Regions from separate parts of the Mus musculus genome. Here all the other regions are linked to region 1. Evidence: chromatin loops called from intact Hi-C (ENCODE). Cell type or tissue: left cerebral cortex. All regions are shown on one strand. Each heading gives the region's core, and the rest is flanking DNA. Links, peaks and the distances in the headings are about the cores only. Region 1 has its middle 25 kb from the start of Gm52561. Region 2 has its middle 17 kb from the start of Gm39933. Region 3 overlaps Tgm3 (transglutaminase 3, E polypeptide).

Evidence for each region. A loop is a pair of places that touch in the nucleus more often than their neighbours do. Peaks named below come from ENCODE experiments on the same cell type or tissue, not always from the same donor. Only the 100,000 strongest peaks of a DNase experiment are listed, where the experiment ranks them.
Region 2: it touches region 1 in a loop (4-fold over the local background); 5 of 42 quality-filtered maps call a loop at or near these places.
Region 3: it touches region 1 in a loop (4-fold over the local background); 3 of 42 quality-filtered maps call a loop at or near these places.

Annotation. Positions count from the first base shown.
Region 1 is chr2:129,982,211-129,992,196 of GRCm38, forward strand. It overlaps a transcript of Tgm3 not described here. Among named protein-coding and RNA genes, the nearest start is that of Gm52561, 25 kb to the right of the region's middle. In left cerebral cortex, for the core only: no CTCF peak of the experiment used is centred there; DNase peaks (open chromatin) are centred at 5,624 and 7,636; H3K4me3 peaks cover 645 bases; H3K27ac peaks cover 3,979 bases.
Region 2 is chr2:129,908,901-129,918,886 of GRCm38, forward strand. No RefSeq gene overlaps it. Among named protein-coding and RNA genes, the nearest start is that of Gm39933, 17 kb to the left of the region's middle. In left cerebral cortex, for the core only: no CTCF peak of the experiment used is centred there; DNase peaks (open chromatin) are centred at 3,847, 4,810 and 5,531; H3K27ac peaks cover 3,166 bases.
Region 3 is chr2:130,041,208-130,051,193 of GRCm38, forward strand. Tgm3 (transglutaminase 3, E polypeptide) reads left to right here. Exons shown (of 13, transcript NM_009374.3): 10 at 550-858; 11 at 3,296-3,453; 12 at 6,481-6,614; 13 at 7,046-9,192. The coding sequence ends at 7,193. Among named protein-coding and RNA genes, the nearest start is that of Mir6339, 30 kb to the left of the region's middle. In left cerebral cortex, for the core only: a CTCF peak has its summit at 6,905; DNase peaks (open chromatin) are centred at 3,262, 4,467, 5,954 and 6,867.

The DNA.
Region 1 (9,986 bases), core at 1,987-9,986:
AAAAAACAACAACAACAAAAATGTAAAAAAAAAAAACAAATCTCTTCAGACCTTATCTCTTTGAGGCTTTTATCATGACAGGGTGTTAGACTTTTTTTCCAAAGCTTTCTCTGTATTTACTGAAATGACAGTATCATTTCTGTCTTATGGTTTATTTATTGATTAACATAAGTTGAGCCAGCTCTGCATCTTTAAAATAAAAGCACCTTGATTATGGTAAATGACCTTTTTGGTGTGTTCTTGAATTTTTTGCAAGTATTTTATTGAGGATTTGCATATGTGTTTTTTTATTATTGTAACTTCCTCTCTTGTGTCTTTATATGGACTCAATGCCAGAGCAGTGCAGCTTTTGTAAAATGATTTTGGTGGTGTTTTCTTTTCTTTTTGTTTTGTTTTTTGTTTTGTTTTGTTTTGTAATGATTTGAGATTATTTTGTTATCTTTTTTTTTTTTTTTTTTTTTTTTTTTTTGGTTTTTCAAGACAGGGTTTCTCTGTATAGCCCTGGCTGTCCTGGAACTCACTTTGTAGACCAGGCTGGCCTCGAACTCAGAAATCCGCCTGCCTCTGCCTCCCGAGTGCTGGGATTAAAGGCGTGCGCCACCACGCCCGGCTTTATTTTGTTATCTTTTGAAGGTCTGGTAGAATCCTGTAGTGAACTATCTGGGTCTATACATCTTTAGTTGTGAAGGGGTGTGTGTGTGTGTGTGTGTGTGTGTGTGTGTGTGTGTGTGTGTATACTTACGTGTGTATGTTTAATGATTTTAATCTCATTGCTTATTCTAAAGATTGTTTAAATTGTGCCCTTTTAATTTTAACTTTAATAGGTCATAGGCATTTAACAATTCATTCATTTCTTTAGAATTTTCTAATTTGATAAAATATATTTTTAGAGTATGTTTTTATGATATTAAAATTTGCATTTCTAGTTTTATTAAATTGGGTGCTTTTTCATTTCCCATTTTATTAAATTGGATCTTCCTTTTCTTTTCATTAGTTTGGCTAAGGATCAATCTTAGTTACCATTTCAAAGTACCAACCCTTCACTTCATTGATTCTTTGTGTTCTGCTCCACTGTAATTATTATTTTGACTGATTTGGGGCTGTGCTTGTTGATTTTCCATATCCTTAAGCTATTGACAGTCTCTGAGATTGTTAAATGTGGGTGAGTGGAGCTATGAGCTTGTGTCAGGCCTGCATTCACTGTCTCCCAGATGTTTTGATACATTGTGTTTTCATCTGCAATCTAGTCTAAAAATTTCCTTGATGTCTTTATCACTCCACTCACCATTGATCATTCACCATTTGATAGATGTTTTGTTTAGTCTCCACGGGTTTGTGTAATTTTCTTTCTATTGATTTCTAGTTTTATTTCTTTGTGATCATAGTATTAGAAGTTATTTACATTTCCTGTCTTTGCTGCTACTTGGTTTATGTCATGATATATAGCTCTGTTTGAGAGAAAGTCCCATGGGCTTCTCAGGCAGGGTATTCTGTCATGTTTACATGAAATGATTTGTATATTTAGGTTAGCTCCATTTTTTATCTATGATGTCATTTAATTCCAATGTTTCTTTGTTTATTTTTGTTAGGAAGATCTGTTTAAAGGTAAGAATGGGGTATTTTAATAGTCTACTATTGTTGTGTGTCATTCATATAGCAGAATAGAATAGATTACATGAAGTTCATTGTATTTATACATATGAGTTTATAGATGAAATACTCACTCATACATACATGTTTTGAATTGTGATAACCTCTTAATAGACTATCTCTTTAATTGATCTGAATTGATCTTCTTAATCTCTTCTATCTAGTTTTGTCAAATGTTAGAACAATATTGCTTTCCTGTCTCCTAGTTCCTTTCATAGAATACTTTGATTTAATCCTTATATTCAAGGGAATGTGTAACTTTAATGGTAAGGTCTGTTTCTTGGTCTCTCTCTCTCTCTCTCTCTCTCTCACACACACACACACACACACACACACACTGTGTGTGTATGTGTGTGTATATGTATATATATATATATACATATATATGTATATGTATGTATATATATATATATATATATATATATATATATATATATATCCATATATCCATATATCCTGTTTTCTAACCCAAGTGCTATTCTGTGCCTCTTCATTGGGAAATTGAGACTATTAACATTTAGAGTTATTATTGAAAGGTGTGTATCATTTCAACTTGTAGTATTTAGTAATTTCCCAATCCTCATTTGCTTAACTACTATTCTAGCATGGTTCATTCTTTCCTGATGATTCTTAGATACATTTGTTTTTCTCTTCAGTCCAAAGAGTTTCTTCCAGAATCTTCTGTTGAGGTGGGTTAGTAGTCAAAATTCCTTTAGCCTGTTTTTATCATGGAAAGATTTCCTTTCTCTTTTAATTACGGCCAATAGTTTTGTTAGGTTTAATAGTGTGTGTTGGCAGCTGTGGCCTTTCAGAACTGAAGTACATCACCCCAAGATCTTTGACTTTTAAAGTTTCTGTCAAGAAATAGCTGTTATTTTGATGAGCCTGCCTTTATTTGTGATTCGGCGTTTTTCTCTTTCAGCTTTAAAAGATTACAACTTATTTGTTCTGTGCATTTAGTGTTTTAACTGTTCTGAGATATGGGATATTTCCTTATGGTCCTATCTGTTTATGTTATATATGTTTCTTGTACTGGGAAGAACATTTGTTTCCCAAGATTTTGAAAATTTTGTGTTATAATTTTACTGGAAATATTCTGATGTCTTTGGAATGGAACTTTTCTATGTTCATGGTTCATAGATTCAGTCTTTTCATAGCATCTCAAAAAACTTGCATATTCTGTTTGCACACTGTTGTTGCTCTGGTCAAATTTTTATTATAAGATTTAAATTTACATAATAAGAATTAATGAAGGGTGAAAGACATAAAGATCATAATAAAGGAAGCAACAGAAAGAGTTGATATATAGAAATGAGCATTACAGAATTCCACAACATACTAAGCTGCGGTTCTCAACCTATGGGTCACAACCCCCTTAGGGGGTCTCATATCAGATATTCTGCATATCAATTACAGTTAATAACAGTAGCAAAATTTTAGCCATGAAGTAGCAGTGAAAATAATGTTATGGTTGGGGGTCACCACAACATGAGGAAACGTATTAATTAGGAAGATTGAGAATCACATTAAGTAATGTTGCAGGTCAGAGGAAGAAATATATCTGGAAGTAAATTTAAACAGGAATTCTTTCAACATTTATTACTCTCTCTGTGTGTGTGTGTGTGTGTGTGTGTGTGTGTGTGTGTGTGTGTGTGTGTGTGTGTGTTTGACACACACATGAAGGCCAGAGCACAGCTTATGTCTTATGAAAGAAATGATCCTTTCTTTTCTACCATGTGGGAGCTTGGGATTGAAGTCAAAAGGCACACTGGCAAGCTGTCCTACCTACTGAACCAACCACCTCACGAGAACTTAAGCAGAAGTTCTAACAGGAGCATCAGCAGGAATTTAACGTTTTTCAGAAACAGCCAGAAGCTAATCTAACTAATCACAAACTTTTGGGTTTTAAATAAATACCAGCTAGGAGATTTAATTACAGGGTAATTTTCTGATGAAAGTAATTATTTCTCCTCTTACGGGCCCCTTTATGGCTTCCTGGAACATGTTCTCCCTCACTCTCACAAAGATATGAATCTATAGAAAGTGAGAAGCTAAGATCTGAATGAGCAAGAACATTTGTCTTTCTGAGTCTTTGTTCTTTTGTTTTTTCGAGACAGGGTTTTTTCTGTGTAGCCCTGGCTGTCCTGAAACTCACTCTGTAGACCAGGCTGGCCTTGAACTCAGAAATCCACCTGCCTCTGCCTCCCAAGTGCTGGAATTAAAGGTGTGCGCCACCACTGCCGGGCTGTCTTCCTGAGTCTTACTTAATATCGTTTCTGGTTACATCTACTTTTCTGCAGCTTGTATGATTCTTTTTCTCATTGTGGCTAATTAGATTTCATTGTGTATATGCATCCTGTTTTCATTATTCACTCAGGTATGGATAGAGATTTCGGTTGATTCCATCTCCTTCTTACTATGAACACAGTTGAAAGAAACAGATAAGCAGATATCTATGAATAGGACGTAGAGTCGTCCGGCTAGACACCTAGTCAGTGGCATAGTTTGATCATGTGCCTATTTTTAGCTTATTGGGAAACCTCCACGCTGATTTCCATGATGGCTGCCCCAGCTTGTGTTCCCGCCAGCACTGAATGACTTTTCCTTTTTTCCACACCCTTCCCAGCATTTGTTGTTTTCTTGATAATGACATTGGGACACTCCTTAGATGGAATCTCAGAGTAATTTTAATTTGCATTTCCAAGATAGCCAAAGATGTCAACACTTAAAGAATACTTAGTGGATATTTGTGTTTTCTATTTTAATATTTTTTGTTCAACTCTTCAGTCCATTTTTTAAACTAAATTTTGTTGTTGTTGTTGTTGCATTCTTTGTACATCCTGCAGGTAGAGGTTTTCTCCCATTCTTCAGGCTACCATTTTATTCAATTAAAAGCTTCATATAGAGCTGGAGAGGTGGCTCAGTGATTAAGAGCACTAACTGTTCTTCCAGAGGTTCTGAGTTCAAACTCCTACCAACCACATGGTAGCTTACAACCATCTGTAATAGGATCTGCTGCCTTCTTCTGGTCTGTCTGAAGATAATGACAGTGTACTCACATACATAAATGAAAATTTAAAATCTTTAAAAACTTCCTTTGTACAGAAGCATTTAAATTTTATTGGTCTTCTTTTATGAGCAACATGAGCCCTCAAAATGACCTTGACTTTGCCTGTATCATGAAGTGGTGCCCCTGCTTTTCCCTCTAGAATTTTCAGAGGTTATGGTGTTGTTTTAAGGTCCTCAATACATTGGAGTTTGTATTTATTTAAAGACAACATATTACTATGTAGCCTTGCCTGTCCTGAAACACACTCTGTAGACCAGGCTGGCCTCAAACTCACACAGATCTGCCAGTCTGTGCTGGGATTAAAGTTTTTAATTTTTTCGAGACAGGGTTTCTCTGTGTAGCCCTGGCTGTCCTGGAACTCACTCTGTAGACCAGGCTGGCCTCGAACTCAATGAGATCCACCTGCCTCTGCCTCCTGAGTGCTGAGATTAAAGGCATGGGCCACCACCACCGGTTAAAGATGTCCATTTTCACAATACTGATTCTTTCAATTTAAGGACATAGGAGTCTTTCGTCATTTTAGAATCTTCTTAAGTTTCTCTCTTGAGTGATTTAAAGTTTTCATTATAGAGCTTGTTTGCGTCCTTGGGTAAGTTTATTCCAAGGTATTTTGTTTTGTTCTGAAGCCATTGTAAATAGGATTGTTTCCCTTGATTGTTCTTTATTATATTGTTATTGGTATATAGGAAGGCTACAGAGCTTTGTGTGTTAGTTTTCTCTTCTACCATGTGGGTGGCTGAAAGTGTCTATCCGTTTCTAAGAGTTTTCTGGAGCAGCCATATATAGAATCAGAGCGTTTGCAAATAAGGAGCCTCTGATTTCTCTTTTCCCCATTTGCATGTCTTCTTTTGTTTCTCTTGGTTACCGCTCCAGCTTAGATGCCAACCAGCACACCGAGCAAGGGTAAATTGGAGCCCTGTCTTGTCCTCTTTGTTTTTAGTGGAAATGCTATGAGATTTTCTTAGTTTGATGCAATATTGGATGCAGGTTTGTCGTACAAGGCCTTTATTCATTCAGGTTTGTTCCCTCTTCTGTGTTTTCCTCGGAGCTATTACCATAGAAGGCTGCTAGATTTTGTCAGCAGTCTTCTCTGCTTCTATGGAAATAACCATGTGATTTCTGTCTTTGAGTCTATTTATGAGATGCCCTAAATGTATTGGTTTGCATATGTTGAAGTATCTCTGCTTCCTGAATCATGACAACTGAACTTTTCAATGTTTTATTGAATTAGGTTAGCAAGTATTTTAAGTTTTTTTTAAAAATCTATGCTCATTATGGAAATTGATCTATACCTTTCTTTGTTGTTGTTGTTGCTATGTCTTATTCTTACTTTGGAATTAAGATAACTCTGGCTTCATAAACATAGTTCTGTAGCATTTTTCTGTTTTATGGAATTGTTTGAGAAGCACTGATATTAACTCTTATTTGAAGGTCTGATAGATTCGATAGTGAATCCATCTGGGCCAGGACTTTTTTTTAGTCAAGATACTTTTCAAAATCATTGCATCAATCGTACATTTTAATTAGCTTATCTCTATCCTTGAGTGAATTGTAAGTCCTCTACCTGGTTTTGAGCCCTGATATACTTTTCTCCTATTTTATTAGTATGACTTTCCACTAAGCATCTTATTTGCCTTATTGAATTTTTTGTTTTCAGTATTTGATTTTCCTTAAAAATTTCCTCTCTCTTTATATTGAATTTTACTTTCACTTTTTTTTTTTTACTTCCTTGTTTCATTCAGATATTTGTGCTGTGTTGGATCTCATCCCTGAGTTTTTTGTGTCTCTGGCTACTTTTATTTATTAATAATATTTTTTGAATTTTTGTCTGTAATTTCATATAAGTCCTTATTTGTGTCCCTTTTTACCATGGGGACGGTCAATTTTCAAAGATATGTTTTTGATGTTACTTGTGTTTGTGATGATATACACACAACTGTAGTTAAGTTATAATTTCTATTTAAGTCACCTTTCTTCTTTCCGTGGAAGTGCTTGCAATGTTGCAGAGGGGTTAGAAAGTAATAAGCTAATGTGTTACTTTCAGACTGCTGGACTGCTATCCAGGCTCTATCCCCAGGACTCCCTTGAGAACAGTGCCACAAAAGTCACTACTCAGCAGTAGTACTTCTAAGAAAAATTGCATAGTAGTCAAGTAAAAAAAAAAAATCACCTGGGTGCCAATCATTTTAGGATGTAAAGGGACCTTGACAGTACTTTGTATGCTAATATATTTGTTATCGTAGATATGAGTGGATAGGAAGAGAAAGGCAGAGGAAGACTAGTGATTCTAGACTAGGTTGATAGAAAGTGCAGAAGACTGTTAATAGAAAGAGGAATTGCGGGAGCAAATAGGAGAGGAGATATAAATAATCGGAGGGGCTGTAACTGCAAAGCTACCACCACAGCTGGAATTTTTGAAATGGCAACTTGCTTCTGCTCTGCCGTTTGCCCAGTGCTGAGCACCCAGCGATGAGAAAAACAGTGCTTTCTACCCCCCACCCAGAGCTGAGGACTGAACCCAGGGCAAGCGCTCTACCACTGAGCTAAATCCCCAACCCTGAGCAGTGCCTTCTTAACATCTCTCTCTGTTCATCCCACTGCTACCCTAGGGATGGCTTCCCCCCACATTTATAGACTGTTCCCCACTCTTCTGATAGCCTTTTGTTTTTCCGATCTCCTTGGATTATTCCCTGGTGACTAAGGAAGGAAGGACATGGCTTGGTATCACCCATCATCTTGTAAAAGAAAACAGTTTCTTCTGAGACCCAAGGAAGTTTCTTAATTCTGAATCCTTACAAAATCAGTAGACAATCTTCACACTTCCTGTATGATATGGCATGAACATACCCGTCTCCCACGGATAAAGTATGGGCAAAGGAACCCAAGCCAAGCACTACCCAAATCCAGCAAGGCAAATTCTTCAGCTCCATATTCCATATCAGGGACATGATGGAATTTTCCAGGCTCTGAAGGGTTTGCATATTTCCAGTTCTGCTGTCTTCAGAACAGCCAGCTCCTCTGTCTCAGTGGCAGACATCCCACTGTCCTGGCATCTCCAACATCCTGGGGTCTCTGTTAGCTCATAAATTCATGTAATGGCTCCTGGGGCCTCTGGCTATAACAGCCAGAATTCATGACCCCTCAGTATTTTGCCTTCTACTTTTTTCTTACTATTTACTGACTTAATCATATTTTTCTCTCCCAGAAGTTCTCCCAGATCTATCCCACCTCCTTATCCACCCAACTACGTGTTTCTTTTCTCTCTCAACCCCCACAAAAACAAAAAGACAAAAACAGCAAACCAAAACAACAAAGCACACAAAAAAATGTAGCGTTCACTTTGTGTTGGTCAGCTACCTCTGAGCATGAGGCCTGCGATGGAGTGTGTTTGATATATCCTATATCACTCCCTTGGAGAAAACTGATTTTCACTCTCCTAGCAGATAACAATTACAAATACCTTCTTAGTTAAGGGACTCTGGGCCTTAGTTAGGATTTCTCTTGCTATGATGAAATACCATGACCAAAAGCAAGTTGGGTAGGAAACAGTTTATTGGTCTTAAACTTCCACACTGTAGTCTATCACTGAAGGAAACCAGGTCAGGAACCTGGAGGCAGGAAGCTGATGCAGCAGCCATGGAAGGGTGCTGCTTACTGGCTTGCTTCTTGTGGCTGGTCCAGCCTGCTTTCTTATAGAACCCAGTACCACCAGCCCAGGGGTGGCTCCACCCACAATGGGCTGGGCCTTCCCCATCAATCATTAATGAAGAACTTGCTCTCCAGGCTTGCCTACGGTTCAGTCTTATAGAGGCATTTTCTTGACTGAGGTCTTCACCTCTCAGATGACTGTAGTTTGTGTCAACTTTACTTAAATCTAGCCAGCACAGGCCCAGTTCCCTTTCTCCATGCTGGAATTTTGTCTGGCTTGAATTTGTGCAAACCGTGTGCATACTGTCACAGCCTCTGTGAGTTCATCGGTGTATCAAGCCGATTGTGCCTGGAAGACATTATTTCCTTTGCATCATCGAACACCTCTGGCTCTTACAACGTTGTTGCTTCTTTACCAGTGTAGATCCCTGAGCCTTGAGGGGAGGGGTTTGATAAAATCATCCCATTTAAGGCCCAGTTCTCCATAGTCTCTCACTGTCTCTATATTGTTCAATTGTGGGTCTCTGTTACTTTCTGTCAAAGAAGTATCTCTAAGGAGGCTTTAGTGATGCACTGATCTACAAATATATCAATGCCATTATGAGTATTTTTATTGCTGCATTCTTTAAAAGAATAACAGTAGTTGGTTTTCCTCCAGGCTAGTGGCCTGTCTAGTCTAGGTTCTCGGTCTCATAACAGTGTCAGGTATGGATTCCATCTTATGAAATGATCCCTAAGTCCAATTTAAAAAAAAAAGGTTGATTATTTCCATGACATTTATGTCACTGCTGTATTAGTATATCTTGCAGGTAGGTCATTGTTACACAGAGTTCATAGCTCTGTGAGATTGAAAATAACTTTTCTCTTCTGGTAGCGTGTATTTTTAGCACTATTCAAGCTACTCAGTAGAGGAGAATCTTCTAGTTGGGTACCAGTTAGATCTTTCCTATGTTTGGTTATATAAGAACATGCTATATTCAGCACTAGGGTCTTACTGTCAGGTTGTGATGGGTGATCAATAACCTTGGTGATAGCTTATAATGTTTGGGAGAGTCTATAAGACTCCTTAGTCCAATCACTCAACAAGGTGCAATCCACGTCTGGACATGAAAGATTTACTGGGTAGCAAGCCTATGGGCCATTATCTCCCACATTACAGGGTAACACCATATAAATTCCACTTATACTTCTAGAGTAATAGCTTTCCATATGTCTTCTCAATGGCCCTTATTGTTAGTAGTCCATACCCACATTCCCTCCGTTACCCTGGCCACCCATGCTCATGGCCATTTAATCTTCCTATTCCAGTTTTCCATTTATTCATCTATGACACAATATTCTATTTCCCCTGCCTTGGACAATCGCCCCCTCTCCCTTGGTCTATTAGGTTCTACCTAACCTCTGTGGATATTCTAAGTGAAATAAGCGTTATCTAAGGCTTCAAAGCTGGTGTCCACATGTAAGAGAAACCATGCAGCATTTGTCTTTAAGGACCTGGGTTACCCCACTCAGGATGTTTGTATCTAGTTCCATTCATTTACCTACAAACTTTATAGTTTTATTTTTTTCTTAATAACTGAATAATAGTCCACTCTTCAAATGTACCACATGTTTGTTG
Region 2 (9,986 bases), core at 929-8,928, 74 kb before region 1:
GACAAGAGATGTGAACTAGGACTGTGCAGCTTCGGGTCGATTCAATCTGGAATTGGCAGAGCCCAGGAAGAGTCGCTGCCCCATCAAGACTTTTTGTCGTTAGTAGGATTATGATAAAGCCGGGAGCCTTCCCAGGAACAGTAAACAGAATATCAAACCCGGCGCGTGCTCGACCCTGCGGGCCGCGGACCTTGCCTCTTTCGGCGCCACTCTAGCATCACCATGGCAACCCCAGGACTAAGCCAAGTTTCTCTGCCTCTTTAAGAGAACAGACTGCTACCCAAGAGCGCCTTCCCGCGCCTGTAGGGAGCTTGTATCACCATGGCAACTCAAAGGCATCTCAGCCGGCTTTACTGACCCTTCGAGGGTCCTGGTCATGGCCCCACCTCTTCCGGCTCCTCACGCATCCTTCACCATGGCAACTGAGGCTTGGGTTCACCATAGCTTGCTGAGGAGGGAGGGATGTGCGAAAGGCTGCGGGTGTGGGGAAATACTTGCGTCCAGGAGAGGGGTGAAGGAGGTGTTAGTGGCTGGCGCGTTTCCTCCCCTGGTTAGGGTGGCTCACGCAGGTGGCGATGGCTTCAGCTTCGGTGTGCGGAGGGCATAGAACATGAGTGCATCTCGCGAAGGGCAGAGAGCAGTAGCTCAAAAGCACAGCATTCTGCCCTGGGTTCTGGGCTGCAATCCTGGCTCCTTGAGATCAACATTAGATCTCTATGGTATTCCGAGTCCACTCACTCTCAGTCTGTTTTTGTTCCCCTGCTCTTGGCAACCTAGTGTGTGATTAAGGGTATGGTCTCTGGGCTCAGGCTTTATCCGAAAGAAACGACAATGATAGTAATATCTTAAGGCTACTTTGAGTATTAAGCAAGGAAATGGGACAGAGTATATACTTCCTGGGCTTAGTTTCTGGTGCATGACTCAGTAAATGTTTGTTGCTTCTAGATTCCTGTAAACAAGTCACTTAGCCCCTCTGCACTTAAAGTTAACCTTGCCTCTTTGAAAAATAAGGCCAATAGTACCTCTAACACAATTAGGACAGTATTATAAAGTCCCCAGAACAACAGTAGGCACGCAGTAAATGCTATTTAAGTTCTGCATTATTACACTTTGTGCTGGTTAGTTTATGTCGAGTTGACACAAGCTAGAGTCACTGGAAAGGGGGGAACTTCAATTAAGAAAATGCCTCCATAAGATCCCGCTGTAAGGCATTTTCTTGGTGGTTTTTGGAGGAGGCTCCAGCCCATGGTGAGTAGGTAGCTACCATCCCTGGCCAGGTGGTCCTGGATTCTATATAGATCACAGGGCCCCCAATGGAGGAGCTAGAGAAAGTACCCAAGGAGCTGAAGGGATCTGCAATCCTATAGGTGGAACAACAATATGAACTAACCAATACCCCCCCCCCCCAGTTCGTGTCTCTAGCTGCATATGAATCAGAAGATGGCCTAGTCAGCCATCAGTGGAAAGAGAGGCCCATTGGTCGTGCAAACTTTATATGCCTCAGTACAGGGGAATGCCAGGGCCAAGAAGTGGGAGTGGGTGGGGGAGCGTGGGTGGGACTTTTGGGATAGCATTGGAAATGTAAATAAAATAAATACCCAATTAAAAAAAAAAAAGAAACCAGGTCCACAGATTCCCCCAGAGCTCGTAGGGACTGGACCACCAACAAAATAGTACACATGGAAGGACCCATGGCTCTGGCCGCATATGTAGCAGAGGATGGCCTTGTTAGACATCAGTGGGAGGAATGGCCCTTGGGCTTGAGGGGGATCGATGCCCCAGTGTAGGGGAATGCAGGGCAGGAAGGCAGGAGTGGGTAGATGGGTGAAGGAACACTCTCATAGAGGCAGGGGGAGGGGGATGGGATGGGGGATTCCGGAGGGGAGACCTGGAAAAGGGATAACATTTGAAATGTAAATAAAGAAAATATCGAAAGAAAGAAAGAAAGAAAGAAAGAAAGAAAGAAAGAAAGAAAGAAAGGAAGGAAGAAAGAAAGGAAGAAAGAAAGAAAGTAAGGAAGGAGGAAGAGGAGGGAGGGAGGGAGGAAGGAAGGAAGGAAGGAAGGAAGGAAGGAAGGAAGGAAGGAAACAAACCAGGCAGACCACTCTATGAAGAGCAAGTCAGTAAACAGCACTCCTCCGCAGTCTATGCATCAGCTCCTGCCTGTTTTAATTCCTAGGTTAACTTCCTTCAGTGAGGGACTGTGGATGTGGAAACAGAAGCCAAAGAAACCCTTGCCTCCCCCAACTTGCTTTTGGTCACGGTGTCACATCTCACCAACAGAAAGCCTAACCAGGACACCCAGCAAATTGATATCACTGTTGCTTGCCTCGTAAAGCTGGAAAGAACTGCTTTTTATTCCTGCCTCCACCAGAACTTTCAGCCCCTTACCGGCATTTGCTTACATTTCTTCTCAGAATTTTTGACTTTTACACAGCTGAAAGAGGCCATATAATGCCCTTAAAAATGTCTGGGCTGTGAGTCAGGTGGACTTTGTGCAGCTGGTTCTTTGTGTGAAGTTGAATAGGTTCTACTGGTTCCGCACCCATCCTTAGGGTTCTCTGTACGAAGGGTATTAGCTGCGTTTAGCCTCTACTGTCAAGGCAGTGTATTCAGTAAAAATGATCTCTTCATCAGGAACAGCAGGAACAAGTGATGGCTGCTGAGACCGTGACAGGCGCTGGTGCCGTGCGTGCGTGCGTGCGAGCCTGAGATTGGAGAGGAAGTTTCCTGACGTGCACTTTAATCTCTAGTCAATAAAACGCCAGTGTGCTTGAGGGTACAGCGAAACCGTTTCCACCACAAATAAAAAACAAGGAACTCCAGCTTTATCCTTTAAAGCCTTCTTCTAGCCCAGCTGGCAGCTAATCTAAAACTCACTGTTGCCGAAATCTGACCTGGGTGGGATTACCCAGCCGTGAACTTCCTGGATTTCCCCCTTTCCTTAACTGGATCAAGAACATCTGGATTTGTGCTTCAGGAGGCCTTCCCTCACTTGAGAGCGAAATCTCTATTTATCCTAAGATTAATCTACTAGGTTAAAGGATTACTAATAGTTTCCCGGAGGTGTGTGACATTGTGGCATGCGACTTGTGGTGTGACCTGAGAAAAATATCTGAGTTAGATTTTCTTCATCTCTAAAACAAACAAAAAACCCCACAAGCCTGTTGTAATGATGAAGTGAGATACTGCTGTTGAAGGATTCATAATTACCTGTTACATAACAGGTACCCACAAAATAACAACCCCCTTTTTAACTATGGATGTAGAAAAATAAACCCTTGCCTTAAAAAGCAAAACAAAACAGCAATGTACTGTCACCATGACTATTGCATTAATAGCTCACAAAAGACAGTAGTCTTTTTCGTGGTCTTTTTAATGTCTGCCATATCATATCGGCTTAGGAAATGTTAAAGGAAAGAGAAAACCCAGCCAAGAAGTCCTCATAATAGTGAATTTCACATGGCAGCTAACAGTTACTGAACATTGTCTCAGAAACTGTGTTAAGATCAGTTACCTCCTTTCCTTCTCAAGTTCAATGACCTTGTCTAGCCCTCTTCCTCTTCCTCCCCGTCCTCTGGCTTTCTGAACTCGGGATTACACCTGCCCTGTGCCTCACACATGCTAACAAGTGCTCTACTAGTAAGCTACACTTCAGGGCTGGTTTACTTTGTGTTTTGAGACCGTGTTTTACTAAGTTGTTCTGGCAGCCCTTGAACTTGCAATTCTGTTTGAGCCTACTGGGTAGCTAGAACTGCAGTTCTATACTACCAGACGCGGCTTGTGTCTGGCTTTCTGATTTGATGCTTCAGGAATCGTCGTTGAGTCACATAATCTTAAAGAGTCCAGAAGCCGAAACTCATGCCTCCTGCAGCTTTCCAGATGGTGTGTTTGCCGTGTGCCTAGCGAAAGGAAAAGCATCTTGATTGCTCCCAAGTTTTGGCAATTATGGGTAAATTGTGCTAGGAACATCTATGTGCATGAGATTTTATTTTGCTTGCTTGGGTTTTTGTTTTGTTTTGTTTTTGTTTTTTAGCAGTCTTGCTGTGGAGCTAAGGTGATCTCAGGCTCATACCCCCCTCCTTCAGCCTCCTCGGTACTAACATCGTAGGCATTATAGCACCAGGACCAGTTCAATGTGCAGTTTATTTTTGTGGTCGTGTTTCAAATCCTTTGAGTGTTGCTAAGATTATATTTATTTTTGTTTGAAATTGTCAAACTCTTCAACTCCATCAGTGAATTAGCTTCAGGTGCTAGAAATGGCTCTGGAGTTCCAAGAAAATGACTACATAGTCTAAACATTTAGGTAAGGCAAAAAAATTTTACTTCTGAAGGAGAGTCCATAGCCACCCCAAATCAATGCCAAACTAAGCAGGGAAGCACACACATTGGGGGGGGGGGTGTCTGTGTTTTTGGTTCTCCCCCCCCCCAAGCAACTGAGTTCTTTGCTTCATTCTGAGTGGTCCAAGCCTCAGCCTGACATTCTTACAAGATTGGATAATAAACAGCCAGTAAGCAGAATGCAATCTTTAGAACCTTGTGCAATCTTGAGCATGTATTTTGACTTCAAGAAGGGCTGTGTTTAAATCCACTAGTCAAGAGTTATGCTGCTACCACAGTTGTGAAGCAAGCTTTAATTAAATACTGGCCAGGATGACAGACTCTGGCCAGATCCATTCTGGGGTTCCTAGAAAATGTCCACAAGTCACATTTTGCAGGTGCTTATGGAGGCAAACACATAAGGCTGCCCTATTTCCCGTCATGTCCAATCAGGGACAAGCATATATCCTGACGCACTTCCTGCCCACGTACTTCCCACCTGTATGTGGCCATCATGTCCCCGAGATTGGGTCAAGCAAACATATGTGTGACCTCCAGTAAATAATAACCTCCAGCATTTCAGGAAATCTCTGTCCTTGGGTTTCCAGGTTGCAGGCATTTTTGTTTCATGGGTCTCTGAATCATAGTAATTACAACTAAAACACTTGAAACATAACTTTGGCTCTTACAGCTGACCCTAGAGGAATTTGAATTTCTTCCAAATGGCTTCTTTACAATTTTTATATGATTTTTTTTTTGTCTCATTGAAGCCTTTGATAGAAAATACAGTATATCCCTTACATTTCCTACAGAGTGTTTGGTATTATCGGCGTTTCAGATTTTGCCATTTTGAGAGATGTGTTGAGTCTGTCTCATTTCATCAGGAAATCAGAAGCTTCCTCAGAACTCACTATCAAACTCCACTCAGTCAGCGACTGCATGACCAAAGCTATGGTACGTGACCATCCCTAGACAAAGGAGAGCCAGGAAAATAAGGTCTGTATTTAGGTTTATGGTCTTTCTGGTGGAGGACAACAAGAAGTCCTAGTTTCGTTTCTGGTGTCGTGAGAAAAATATCCTCACCAAAAGGAGGGTTTATTTGCCTGTCCCAGTTTTCTCTGTTGCTGCGATAAACACCGTGACGAAAATGAACTGTGGCAATTTCCAAGTGAAAGCAGGAACTCAGGCAGACACCCGCAAGCAGAAACTGAAGCTGAGACTGTGGAGTGCTGCTTATGGGCTTGCTGTCTGGCTCTCTTCCACCTGCTTTTCTGATCCAACCCAGCCCACCTTCCTGGAGACGGCAACACCCACAGTGGGGTGAGCCCCACTGCATCAATTAGCAATAAAGACATGTCCACAGGCCAATCTGATGGAAGCCGTCCTTTAGATGACACCCTCAGATCACTCTGAGCTGTGTCAAGCTGACAGCTGAAGCTAACTAGAAGACCCCATCCTTTGTCAACTAGACACGCAAATATATCTCACATCACTATGGTAAACAAAAAAGTACAGCTTTTACAAGTTTCAAAATACCCATACTTTCAATTTCAGTGTCTATTTAAATGTTCAAAGTCTCTTAGCCACGGGCTCCTATAAAATAAAAACCAAGTTTTATGCTTTCTTATTACAAAAGGAAAGAATTTGGGTATAGGAAAGAGTAAAGCCCAAAAGGGTAACTCAGTGTCCAACATCTGAGACTCGTGATCTTCTAGGTCCAAAAGCTCTGCCAGCTAGCTCCACTTCTCCAACTTGGACGTCACAGCTTACAGGCTCAGGGCAGCTCTGCCTGGATACCTGACCCTGACTTTGGTAGGCATCCTATAGTACTAGGATCTCTAATCTCCTGGGGTCTACATTGCAACTGAGGCTGTACCTCCACTAATGACCTCTTTTTTGGAACTTTGACTTTGACACGTGTACTAAGCCCAAGCCTCAGCTTCCCTCTATGACCTGTTCAGTCCTAAAAGCTTCCATGTTGTCAAAGTCGACATTTCATGATGGACTTGCACGTTACCAAGTTCAGCGGCCAGACTGAAGTGCAGCCCCTCTGGACCACAGCATCTGTGTGCTGACCTTGAGGAAATACTTTCCAGAAGGTCTTTCCTCAGTGATTCTGGTCTCTTATTATTCACAGCTGATCTTTGTGCCCCAGCTAAGTAGCATCCATGACCTCAGTAGAGGACAGGTTTTTCACATTATACAGATTTTTAATGGAAAATATCACACAAACAGACCAATAGACTCTTTCTGAAAATACACAAACCAGGCCTCTATTGCCTGCATTTCTTTCAACATTCTTAGCTTATAAGCTTCCATATAAGAGCCCACTACACTCTTATAACTCAATAGTTTTTCTAACCCAAACCTTTCTAAAATCACTCCCAAAACAACATGGTCAGGTCTGTCACAGCAATAGCCTACCCAACTGACATGCCAATTTTGGTTCTAGTTTGCTTTCTGTGGCTTTGATAAATAGCATTATCCAAAGCAACTCATGGGAGGAAAGGCTTTATTAAAATTTCAAATCTCCATCCATCATGAAGGGAAATCAGGGGAGGCACTCAAGCAGAAAGCTGGAGGCAGGAGCTGAAGCAGGGCCCATGGAGCAGAAAGCTGGAGGCAGGAGCTGAAGCAGGGCCCATGGAGGGGTGCTGCTTACTGACTTGTGGGGGAAATATTATCTTCACATAAAGAGTAACTCAATTAAAATATGTATATGTGAAATTTGAATATGTATTCATAAATATATTAGCTTATTATATTAGTTACTTTTCTGTTGGTATGGCAAATTCCTATGGCCAGGGAACTTAGAGAAGGAAGAGTTTATTTGAGCTTATGGCTCCAGAGGGTCAGAGTTCATAATAAGGAAAGGCATGGCAGCAGGTAGCCAGAGCAGGGTGATAAGAGAAACATTTTCAACCTGCTGAAAACAGCAGATGGCAAGTGGGACCACACTACAACTCCCAAAAGCCACCAGTGCCTAGTGAGATGTTTCCTTCAGCAAGACTCTGCCTCCTAGAGGTTCCGGGACCTCCCCAAGCAGTGCCACTGTTAGGGGACCACGTCTTCAAGTACCTGAGCCTGTAAGGACATTCTCATCCAAGTCACAGCTCTTACAGAGCAGAGGACTTCCACAAGGCTTTTCATACATCCATAGCTTTGATTATTCAACAGTGTGAATTTTAAAGAATTTTCTTTATTATCACATCCTTCATGTGTTGTTGGGCTCTTGCGGCAGTCAGAAGACAACTCAAGCAAGTCCGTTTTCTCCTTTTACCGTATGAGTCCTGGGGACTGAACTCTGGCCATTCTGCTTGACAGCCTTTCCTTACTGAGTCATCTCATTGGCATATGTGTGTGTGCGTGTATGTGTGTGTGTGTGTGTGTGTGTGCGAGTGTGCACACGCAAGATCTCCTGTGTCCCAGATGGCCCTTGGACTTGCTGTGTAGCCAAAGAATGAGTCATCCAATCCACGAGCATAGAAGGACTTGACATTTTCTAATGTCTCTGACTTCTTAAGGTGTTGTAGAGGTCCTTCACTTCATGATTGGGTACAGACTAAGAGTTTGTCTAGATCTTGTTTTTTTTTTTTCTTTTAAGCTATTGTGAATGGGATTTTCCCCCTACTTTATTTCTCAGCAAGCTTGTCATTAGCATATTCAAAAGTGATTTTTGTCTTCTCTTATTTTGCTGAAAGTGTTTAAGAAATCTAAAAGTTTTCTGGTAGGGGTCCTTAGGACCTTTTTAGTATAGGAGCAAGCCATTTACAAACAGGGATAATTTGACTTTGTCCTTTTTTCATCCTGTTTTTTTGTTTGTTTGTTTTGTGGGAGACTTTTCATAACTGTATCAGTTTCATTGATTGTCATGGGTCCATCTAAGTTGTTTATATATTCTTGATTTAATTTCGGTAGGTCGTATGTATCTGGGAATTGATTAATCTAAGTTTTCAAATTTCTCCCCAAGGATTCTGTTCATCAAAATGAATCTCTAGTAACTTCTCTCTTCATCTCTGTTTTATCAATTGGGGTCTTTTGTCTCTCACTTTGGTTAGATAAGTTAGGTGTTAATATTGTTCTTTTTTTTTTTCAAAGAAAAAAATTGCCTTATTGGGTCAATTTTAAATGTTTTTTGTTTTAGTTTCCACTTTATGAATTTCTACTTTTTTGTTTGTTTGTTTGTTCTTTGGGTTTTTTTTTTTTTGTGTGGTTTTTCGAGACAGGGTTTCTCTGTAGCACTGGCTGTCCTGGACTCACTTTGTAGACCAGGTTGTCCTCGAACTCAGAAATCCGCCTGCCTCTGCCTCCCAAGTGCTGGGATTAAAGGCGTGAGCCACCACGCCCGGCGCTACTATGGTTTTTATTATTTCTGGCCATCAGTTACTTCCATGTTTGGATTGTTCTTCATTTCTCTAGGATCTAGAGGTTTATTATCAGGTTGTTTGAGATCTTTCTGATTCCCTGTTACTCTTAGTGCTGAAAGCTATAAACTTGCCTTCTGGAACTGCCTTTGCTGTATGCCGTCAGTCTCACTGATTATTGAATTTTTTAATTTTCTTGTTTTATTTCTTTAACTAGCCACTGTTCATTCAAGAATATGTTGCCCATGGGGCTGGAGAAATGGCTCAGTGATTAAGAGCACCAGTGGCTTACCTAGAGGCTCTGGGATCAACTCCTAGCACCCACATGGCAGCTCACAGCTGTCTCTGACTCCAGTCAAAGGGATTTGAAGCCCTCTTTTGGCTTCCTCAGGAACCAGACACACATGCAGTTCCCAGACATACATGTAGACAAGCCATCCATTAAAACAAAAAGTATATTGTCCCACTGCCATGTATCTATGGTTTCTGTGGTTTTTCTTTTATTTTTGATTTCTATGTTCATTGCACTGTGATTTCAAAAGATTATTATTATTGTTATTGTTGTTATTATTATTATTTTAAGATTTAGAAAGACTTCATTTGTGGTTGTTAGGAACATACGTGAAACCATGTACAACTTGAAAACCATTTTGTGTGACTTAGAATAATGTAGAGCACGCAAGACAGGAGCCTGCCACCTGGCAGCTCAGAGTGGCAGCAGGCTCCAGGGCAAGCTCTGATAAACATATCAGATAATGATCCAGTCCAGACAGCTCAGATATGAGCCAAGCCCAAGACAGGCTTCAATATGCTAATGAGCTAACCCCAAGATGGCATTGATATGTTACTGAGCCAGTTCTAAGCTGCGAGCCCCAATAGCACAAAGCTACTGCTAAACAAAGTAACACAGGTATTAGAACTTTAGAAGTGACCCCGAGCTTCACACGGCCGTGTTCCTGAGATATGGCATCTCACGCCTCTTCACACTCAGTCTGTTGCTGAGCTGCCTGTCAGCGCTGCAGCTCTCAAGAACCTTCTGGATCTCTGCCAGAGTCATCCTCCTGGCCTGTCCCAGCTGAGGGATGCCACAGAGGATGTGGGTTGGGTCTGCTCCTGGAACATCCTCACTGGAGAAGATTTACCCAGTAGAACCCTGTATCAGCCAACTGTTAGCTGCTTGGTGAGATGTCTGTTAAACGTTTATAACTGCATGGGATTATAAGAAGTGTTTATGTGAATTAACTGAAAATGCTCAAAAGACAGATGCTCTGTGGACATCTCAGTTGCTGAGCGCCTCACAGT
Region 3 (9,986 bases), core at 1-8,000, 57 kb after region 1:
GACACAGCCTGGGGAACGTGGGGACGGGATTTGGAGTTCTTCCTCCTGAGTCTGGCTTTGCTTATGGATTCATTCTCAATTCTCTCCATTCAGTTTTGTTGTCTGCTTTTAAATGATCGGTTTGTTCTTCAAGTCTCAGGAAAAGACCTTCCAGTCAAAGAACGAGAAAGGAAGTGAGAAAGAGATGGAAGGAAGGAGGGAGGAAGGGAGGTAGAAAATGAAAAAAAAAACTAACTTAAAACAAGGAAATAATGAAGCCCCATAGTAATGTTTGCAGAAACTGACCTAGCTTTCTCAGTGGCTTCCCAAGGGTATAGACTTGATTGAAAAGGGACCACAGCCCAGCTGGCCTGGAAGCCTTATACTAAGAAGGGTTAATGGAGACCTGACAAGATTAGACCCTTGCTGGGAGCATTTTGGACAGGTAGAAGTAGTGTCAATGTTAGATCTAGGCCACTTTCCAGGCGGGTCGCACTGTCCATTGTCTGAATTGCAGCTATATCTCTGAGGTACCCTTGTTTAGTTTTTGTTTCCCTCGCCAATGCACAGGTTCCAGTGAGGAAAGACAAGTGCACCAAAAGGCTTTGGACAAACTCAAACCTAACGCATCTTTCGGCGCAACATCTTCGAGGAATCCAGAAGGGGAAGACAAGGAGCCCAGCATTTCTGGGAAGTTCAAGGTCACGGGGATACTGGCAGTAGGCAAAGAAGTCAGTCTGTCCCTGATGCTCAAAAACATGACTAATGACAGGAAGACAGTGACGATGAACATGACAGCCTGGACCATCGTCTACAATGGTACCCTTGTCCACGAAGTGTGGAAGGACTCAGCCACAATATCCTTGGATCCTGAAGAAGGTAACTGACTCATCCTGTAGTTGGTGGGACTCAATCAATCTAGGGCCCAAAAGAGTTGCTCACTGATGGGATCCTACTGCTTCCCGTGAGTCGGTTGACTGTGGGCAGAGTAGTGAACAGCCTCCATGGGTAAAGCCTTAGTTCTGATGTTCTGGAAGCTGCTGTCTTATGAGCAAGGACAGTCACTGTGGTGGTAACTCCATGTTTGTTGTGCCCTGGCAAAGGAAGAAGGGAGGCTTCAGCAGTTCATAGCCACATCACAGTGCCCTGTACAGGTTTATGCCACCCTGCATGATTTTCAGATTGAATGTAACCTCATCTGACCTTCTTTAAAAAGGGGTGATTTCAAGCCTCATGTTATAGAATTGAACAGAAGGCTTCGGATACTTGTGACTCGCTTGTGCCATGGTGATTAAGGGCCAGTGCTGAGGTGTTGGTCCTTGGTGTCCTGATGTCACCTCCTGTTTGCTAGGCTTTGTAGCTGTTTTCCTGTTCTCACTGCCCCCTGCCCCAGTTCTGTTGTAGGTTTGACCTTGGGTGGTCTTTGAAAGATCCCAGAGTCTTAAATCCTTGCCCCATGTTGCCCATAGCTTTCAGGCTCTGGGTACAATTTTCCTGATGACAGTGACAGGTTTTCTTGGATAGCTAAGCATTTGGGAGGTTCAGTGACTTGTTGCTCCAGGGCAGCAGAGATGGGAAGGAAACCAGGCAGAACAGAAGGAGACTGATTCTGTGGGATTAGAACATAGGTGTGTGCCGGCATTGGCAAAATCCTGGCGCTGTTATGAAAAGTTTGGGCTGACAAAGCAGATTGACAAGGGTGGGGTGACTATTTGCTTCACATCAAGAATTAATAGAAACTGGTTAATTATATAGCCTGTCCTGAAAGAATTCCAAGAAATATTGAGCTGTGTTACCTCTGCTAAGAGGCAGCATCCCTTCCAGCAGAAATGTCAGTGTCAGAAGCAACTGTTGGTGTTATTTACCTCTGACACCTAAAAAATTAAAAAAAAAAAAAAAGGGGAGCCCAGGGTCTCCCAGATGCTAGGCAAGAAGGCTACCTATTTCTGTAGACCAAAAATATCCCATATGAAGGGGGAAAAATTTTCATCCTCTGTTAAAACACAAAACAAAACAAACAAAAAACCCCAGCAGACTGGAAGGCAAAGCAGGTGGAGTGGGCATTGGAGCCTGACGCTCAGGCGCTTCCTGGACAAATGTGAGTGAGTCTTGTTCCATCTCTGAGCTTCAGAGTCAGACCATTGAGGAGGCTGCATCAACTGATTTGAGAACTGCTTCTCCCTAGTAGGAGGGACTGCTGTAGCCAATCCCCTCCGTAGAAGCAGAGGGAACCTTCTCCCAGTTGTCTTACCCCTCAAGGCCATGGAGCACAGCCGGGGAAGGAAAGCGATGCCCAAGACCATCTGAAGAGGGAGAGCCCCACGATCTGCAGTGTTGGAGGGTTTTGCGGGGTGAAAGCGTAGCTCGCTGATAGAGTATGTGCTTAGTGTGCACAAGGCCCTGGATTCTGTCTCCAGCACCACGGAGGGTGCTTCTCTTTGAGGCCTAAAGAGAAGCCAGAGGAGGAAATCCCATTAAGGGAAAACCCACAAGTCAGAAGTATGGCGGAAACAAGCCTGATATGTATAGACCCATGAAGAAGTGCGGGGTGTCTTTAAGGAGGAGGTGCCTTTTGCACAGTTGTGACAGGGCCAAGTTGAGGGTCTGAACTTTATCCTTGAGGCAGTAAGACATCATGGAAGGCTTTTGTGGGGAAGCGCAGGAGGAGAGACATGATTTAGAAAACCTTTTCCTTCCTAGAACAGCTCTGAAGCAGGAGTGCCCAGGGGGAGGAAGCCGAGGACACTGTCACTCTAGGATCACAGCTTATTAGATGACTGAGAGAACTGAAGCATTTAGCCAATGCCTCAGCCTCCCTGCCTAGTCATTACTGTGTTGTCACTCAGATTGCCACTGCCATTGGGCAATAGGTTAGCATCCTTCTTCGCTGTCTCTTACAAGGACACTCACCCTCTGACATTTCCCAGGCATGGGAGGACAATAGGTTAGCATCCTTCTTCCCTGTCTCTTATGAGGACACTCACCCTCTGACACTTCCCAGGCCTGGGAGGGGCAGCGCACTCAGCTCTTCAAGTCCCTCTGTTTTGGATGCAAGCTTACATGCTTGCATCCTGGAACCTCCTTGTCCCTTACTCTGCCCCTTCCCACCTCCCGATTAAAAAAAAAAAAATCCACACCAAAACCAACAAAACCACAAACTCAACAAACTGCACAAAACCTGAGTGCTGAAAGCTTTAAAAACAATAGGCAACATACAGAGCCTCCTGCCAGCTCAGCCCACCTCGACTCCGTTCTAGAGAGGATCCCAGAGCTCAGCTCCATGCTCAGTCCACCCACTACCCGCTTCTCCCTCCAGAAATACAGTATCCTGTGAAGATCGCATACTCTCAGTATGAGAGATACCTGAAGGCAGACAACATGATCCGGATCACAGCTGTTTGCAAGGTGCCCGATGAGGCTGAGGTGGTGGTGGAACGGGATGTCATCCTGGATAATCCTGCTTTGACCCTGGAGGTAAGAGGATGGGAAGGGCGCCCCCTCCTCCCTTCCCCCCCCCCCCCAAGAGTTCCAAGAGTCCCACTCGCCACGAAGAAGTGAACAGGAAAGGCAGGTTTTTTTCCCCTAGGGATGTACATAAGAGCCTTTTGGATCTGGTCACACTTTGTCTACTGTACCTGTATATAGTGCTTGCTTCTTCCTATATAATCCCACTGCTGGCTTCCTGAGTCCCCGTGGTACAGGATCCAGGTAGTTGTGTCTACCCTGATCCCACCTCTCTTAAGGTGCCCCTAGTTTCTAGGGTTTTTGGTGTCAGGAAAGGGGCCCCAGAGTGTTCACTGTGATAGAGGGTCCCATTTCCCATGCAGATACTGCTTTGCTGTCCTGTTTAGTCCACTGTGCTTCAGGACAGGGGTGGTCCCACCTCAGGACTAGACAGTCACTATGGGGTAGTAATTCCAGCCTTGAGACTTACTCCTAATGAGACTTGGCCTTGTATCTGGGCTCCAGGATTTGTCAGCCTGGGAAGTGAGCAAGCCCTTTAGCTAAGCCTGTTGCTTCAGCTCTGTCAGGAATGAAGAGATGCTTTCCTTGTAGGGTGTCACCTCCTCAGGGTAGCCACGCTTGACAGATCTTCACAGATCAGGCCTGGTCATTCTAAACGTTTGTCCCATTGAACGCACACCTTCGTATAACAATTTGTGCCCCTGTCTGATAGTCAGTGTTAATGCTTTGCTGGGGTCATCTCACCACATAAACCTCATCAAACAGAAACAACATCCTCCACGGGCCATGGCTCCAGCCGAGCTTGTGGCTCTGGGCTGCCACCCCTCCTTTCCCAGAGGGAAGCTGTTGTCAGTTCCTGGATGGCTCCTGCACGGTGCTCCTGCACGGTGCTCCTGCATGGTGCTCCTGCATGGTGCTCCTACACGGTGCTCCTGCATGATGCTCCTGCATGGTGCTCCTGCATGGTGCAGCCTCTTTTGCTTCACAAGGAGCTTCCAAGAAGCTCTCCCTGTCCGTCTCTGCAAGATGTTGGACTGCTGGGTATTTTCTCCAACTCCCAAAGCTAGGTGACAGCAATACTTGGTGGTGACAGCAATACTTGGTGGTGAGCAGCTCAGCTATAAAAAATATTTTGTCCTAAAAGGATGAGCATTTAAATTAAGTTAGTTCCCCCCCCATTTTACTCCCTAATCCTCAAACATCCTTACATAGTCATCTTTTATTCATATATTCCTATTCAATTTTTAGATTTCCGCATAACATCTGATTTATCTTTAAAGACACTCTAACATCTTTATCACTGATGCTGTCACGGTAAAGGCTGTACTAAACTTCCTTCAATCTTTATAAGATATACCCAACTTAGCCGGGCAGTGGTGGTGCACGCCTTTAATCCCAGCACTTGGGAGGCAGAGGCAGGCAGATTTCTGAGTTCAAGGCCAGCCTGGTCTACAGAGTGAGTTCCAGGACAGCCAGGGCTACACAGAGAAACCCTGTCTCAAAAAACAAAAATAAATAAATAAATAAATAAATAAATGATACACCCAACTTTCCCTCTCTCAAACACACCCTTCCCTGATGTCAAGAGTCTAGAAAACAGAGACATTTTTGGCCACTAAGTCAATGTGTGGTTCACCCAGAGCAGTGTCAGAAGTTCAAACTCATGAAAGGAATCTATAGAAAATGATAATGTTCTAGGTAAAATTCTCTTATCTCATTTAACTGTCTCATCAGTCCCATCCCACTATCTTATCTACTGATTAGTAATTAACATAGGCTAACCTGGGGACCTTTTCCAAAGTGGTGAGTCTTCCAAATTCATGACTAGTACTCCATATCCAGCCTGCTGCTTGCACTTATAGACCCAAGTTAATATATAACCATAAAGAAACAGACACTTGAAAATATAAATGAGTGTGTTTATAGACTTGGTTAATAAACAGCAACAAAGATAATTAAATATACAGATGTAGACATTTAACATCAACAGTAAGACTATGGTACTATTTATATAGTCTTGTTGCATACCAACAGCACAAAACTATGCTCTTGTCTTCTAATTATTTAATATACTTTGAATTCCAAGGGAGAGAAGAAGTAATCACAATGTGTAATGTGCTTCACTTATTCAGAGTGTACTGTGATATACTGTGTACTGATATATTGCAATGTCTGTCAAAAACTCGTCTAGGCTTTAGGACCAGGCAGACCCTTTGGTTTCCCAGTGTGTGAGTTTCCCAAGCTGTCAAATTAGTCTGAACTTGCTCTTTTACACCATACAGTGGTAGCCATGAGCACTAACAAGAAAATCAAACAAACAAACAACTAACTAGCAAACACAACAGCCTCCAGGGTTCTCAAAGGAAGAGAGAAATGTACTAGTCACACCATTTCAGCATCTATTTCCAAAACACTCTCTTCCCTTTCCGTGACGTCATTTGTTCCTTGCTAGGCGGGGAGAGAATTAATTATCCCTCCTCACCAGCTATGTCTGCCCAGATCATGGCCGATGCTTAGCAGATAAACAACAGTCCTCACCTTTCAGGCTGAGTAAGAAGTTTGTGTTACTTATATGGTCCCAGATCCTGTTGTCCTTTTCTGTGACTCCAGCCTCCTGAGTGTACACACACACACTGTTGTGCACACACACCCCAAATTTTTTTAAGGAAAAAAAAAACCCACTAAGTAGGAGGTTCAAGAAAACTAGCTGGCAGCAAGCTGTCCTCAGAAACCATAGCTGCCCATTCTTGGTTAACTGAGCTGGGGTTGTGAGCTTGTCTCTGTATATGCTCCCAGTCACAGAGAACAACACAGGTCTCTGAGCTGTTTCCCATATACAGTGTGGGGATAATGGCAATGTTTCACTACCCCACATGGAGGTTAGGATGCCATCTAGTACTTAGGGCTGAATGAAGTGGCCATCCTTTCATCATCCTAGGCACATCTCTCTCTCACCCTATCATCACGCTCAGCTCTCACAGGGGAGCTGGCAGGGGCCACATACCTAGCATCTTAACTCATGGGCGCTCCCTCCAGGTGCTGGAACAGGCTCATGTGCGGAAGCCCGTGAACGTGCAGATGCTTTTCTCCAACCCCCTGGACCAGCCGGTGAATAACTGCGTGCTGCTGGTGGAGGGCAGCGGCCTGCTGCGTGGCAGCCTCAAGATTGAGTAAGTCCTGGGCCCAAGCAGCTCTGTGGGGGTGGACAAGAGTCGAGCAGGAGGGCCTACCCAGAGCCTGTAGGTAGTAGACAGACAGAGTACCCTCTGGCCTTGCAGATTCATTCTTTGTGGGCCTTGGCACTCAAGAATCTGCATTCGGTTTGGAGTTCATCGAACTTGAAGTCTTCATTGCAAGTGCTAAAATCTGATCTCCAGGGCTTAGCGTATTTGGGAGACCATAAGACTACCTGTCCCCTCCCTAGCTGGCTGTCACAGAGTCAAAGGGAACCAGCTCACCCCGAGAGGCAGCTAGAGGGCGCTGAAGAAATAGTGGCTTTTGCCTGACTCCACTAGAACAGGACTTGGAGTCCTCTATGGCCCATGTAGCCTGAGCCCTCTGGATTTCACATCAACACTAATCTCTGTCCCTTCCCTACCAGTGTGCCATCCCTGCGCCCCAAGGAGAAGTCCCGCATCCGATTTGAGATTTTCCCCACTCGGAGTGGCACCAAGCAACTGCTCGCTGACTTTTCCTGCAATAAATTCCCTGCAATCAAGGCCATGCTGCCCATTGATGTCTCTGAGTGACCGACCCAGCAGCACTCCCACAGACGTCGGTGACACAGACCAGACAGCGCTCTCCTGTGGAGTGAAACTGTTGCCTATGCTGTCCAGCCTGAGAAGCCCTCCATGTCCCCAAGGCTGCCAGACATGGACTTCTAGCAAGTCCCCCAACCCCCCATTCAACCCCACCCCCACCCCTCACTTCAAGCTAGGCCAGGTCCCTCCTGGTCTGGGACTTGATCAGTTTTGCACATTTCCTGATTGCTTCCCTTGGAGACGGCCTGTTCTGTGAACCCTTGACCCCACTGATCCCTTATAGCCGGCAATGCTGCAGACAGAGCAGCATCGGAGCTCAACACAAATTGGGAAGAAGGCAGCCTAGACTGCTTGCTGATCCCAGCCTGCAAAATGGATACCCTGTTCCTCCCTCAGCCTCTATGGAAGGCAGGGAGTAGTCACATACCACACCACTCGCACCCTTACAGTCAAAATAAATGCCAAACAAGTGCAATCATACACCACCAGTTCCAACCGGCTGCTTTGCCTGAGGGCGAGGGGCTGGGGTCCCCTCCTCTAGAGAAAGCCCAGATTCAGGAAGGCCTTGTCCATTGGCTCAGATGTCCACAGGAAATGTGTTAGCCCTTTGCGGCTTCAAGGGCAAAAATAGGGAACCACTGCCAGCTGGTTCTAGAAAACTTTGCCATAATGCCCCAAGTGAAATGAGGCAGTAGTTCTCTGAGCCACTAGTTCTCAACCTGTGGGTCCCGACCCCTTTAGGGATTGAGTGACCTTTTCAAAGAGATTGCCTACGACCATCAGAAAATGCAGATATTTACATTATCATTCGTAACAGTAGCAAAATTACAGTTATGAAGTAGCAATGAAAATAATTTGTGGTTGGAGGTCACCACAACATGAGGAACTGTATTAAAGGGCCACAGCGTTAGGAAGGTTGAGAACCTCTGCCCTAATCACTGTGTGTGCTTAGGAAACTCTTTGGGACCTTTGTGCAGGTCTCAGAAAGAGAAAGAACTTCCAAGTATTTTTCAGGACACTTAAGGCAAAGTGGGATCTGCCCACACAGGACTGTTCTCTGCTGTGTTGGCCCATTTTCTGTGGCCCTACCGAAATATCTGGGGCTGGACCATATCCAAAGAAGGGGGCTGTTTCGCTCACAAATTGGAGGAATGAAAGTTGAAACATGATGACAGTGGCTCTAATATGGACATCATGGCAGTTGGTAGACATATATAAAAGAGGAAAGAGTTACATGGCAAGAAAGGAAGAAAGGAACGTAGGGCCACTGCTGTTATGTCACAACAATCCATTCTCATAACACTGGGTCTCATAAGAACTGTGTATCCCTCCGGAAAGCAGTACCCATAATGGCTGCCTGGTACCCCTTTCCTGAAACTCTCCATCACCTCTTAACATAACCACACTGAGAACTTGGCTTCCAGTTCATGAGCCTCCGGTCAAAACTCAAACCCCCTCAAACTATAGCACTCCCCTGGGCCAGGCTCTGCTCCCTGTAGCCAGAAGAGCCTGTGTTTGTCAGCCAGCTACAGCACTGTTGCCCTCAACAAACTCAAACACAATGCCTCAGCATTTGCCTGTTGAAATAACCCCCAGCAACTGAGCACACACCTGCATTCCCAGCTCTTGGGAAGTTGTGACAAGGGGATCATGAGTTCAAAACCAGCTTGAACGAGCTATTGAGACCCTATCTCAAACAACCAAAATAGTCTCAGGCAGACTCCATTAGTTCACCCATAGATGTTCTGACCAGTCCCAGTCAGGCCGTTCTGTTTCATTTTTACAAATTTCAGGAACTATTCCAAACAGAAATTGCCACTTCACATCTGGCCCAAAGCCTGCTCCCTTTATACTCAGCTCAGGCCTCCCTGGTGACTGTGAAGGAAAAGTCATCCTTGCCTTCCTTCCTTTCCTTCCTGTTGTTTGATCTGCAGAATTACAGCAGGGGGGGAGTCACAAGGAAAATGACTAAAGTGACTTTCACTGGCACTGATGCCTGTCTTTGGGAGCTGGTGTTTACAATTTGCCCTCTAACATAGACAGCACGGCTTTGGCCCAAGAGGTTCACATGCTGCTGCACTGCCCTAGAAGAGTACAGAAGCACTGTATGCTGGCTTCAGGCCAGCTCCTGGCCCAGGAGGCTCACATCCCCTTGCCCACCAGTGAATGTGCATCGACAAGTGTGCTGTGCTCACCAGCCTTTCCCTTCCCACCAGGCAAGCTGCTCCCGCATCCCACTTCCCATGGGGGAAGGCAGCACCTGCATCTGTATCCACATTTGCTCCCAACACCAAACTTTCCCCAGAACTCCTACCTAGCCCTGACTCTGGTGGCTGAGGGCAGCTGGGCCCTAAGTCTCTACTGCAGAGAGGTCCCCAGCTATGGAAGAAAGGAGGATTATAACTCTGTTTGCAACCTCACAGTTCTGTCTCTTTCTCTTTTGGTGACTCCTGGGGCCTGCCATTCACCTTGAGTTGGGGATAAGGATATCCATTCTGCTTCAGAGGCTCTGCCTCAGCCTCCAGTGAAGGCTGAAGTAAAATAGACTCCTTAGTGCTCTGGCTTCTGATAGGAAAATCCAGAGCTCCTCAGCACTTCCCATCCACAGGAGGCTCGTCTAGCTGAGTCCTCAAGCGCAGGGTGATCTGAGTTGTCCAGTTACTCACTTTGAGCCAGACTCTGTATTGTACAGGGTTCAGAGATAGCAAAACCAACACCAGAGTGATGATTGCCGTTAGCTTCCCACCCTCAAGGAGAAGACAGAGCATTTTTTTCCATTTT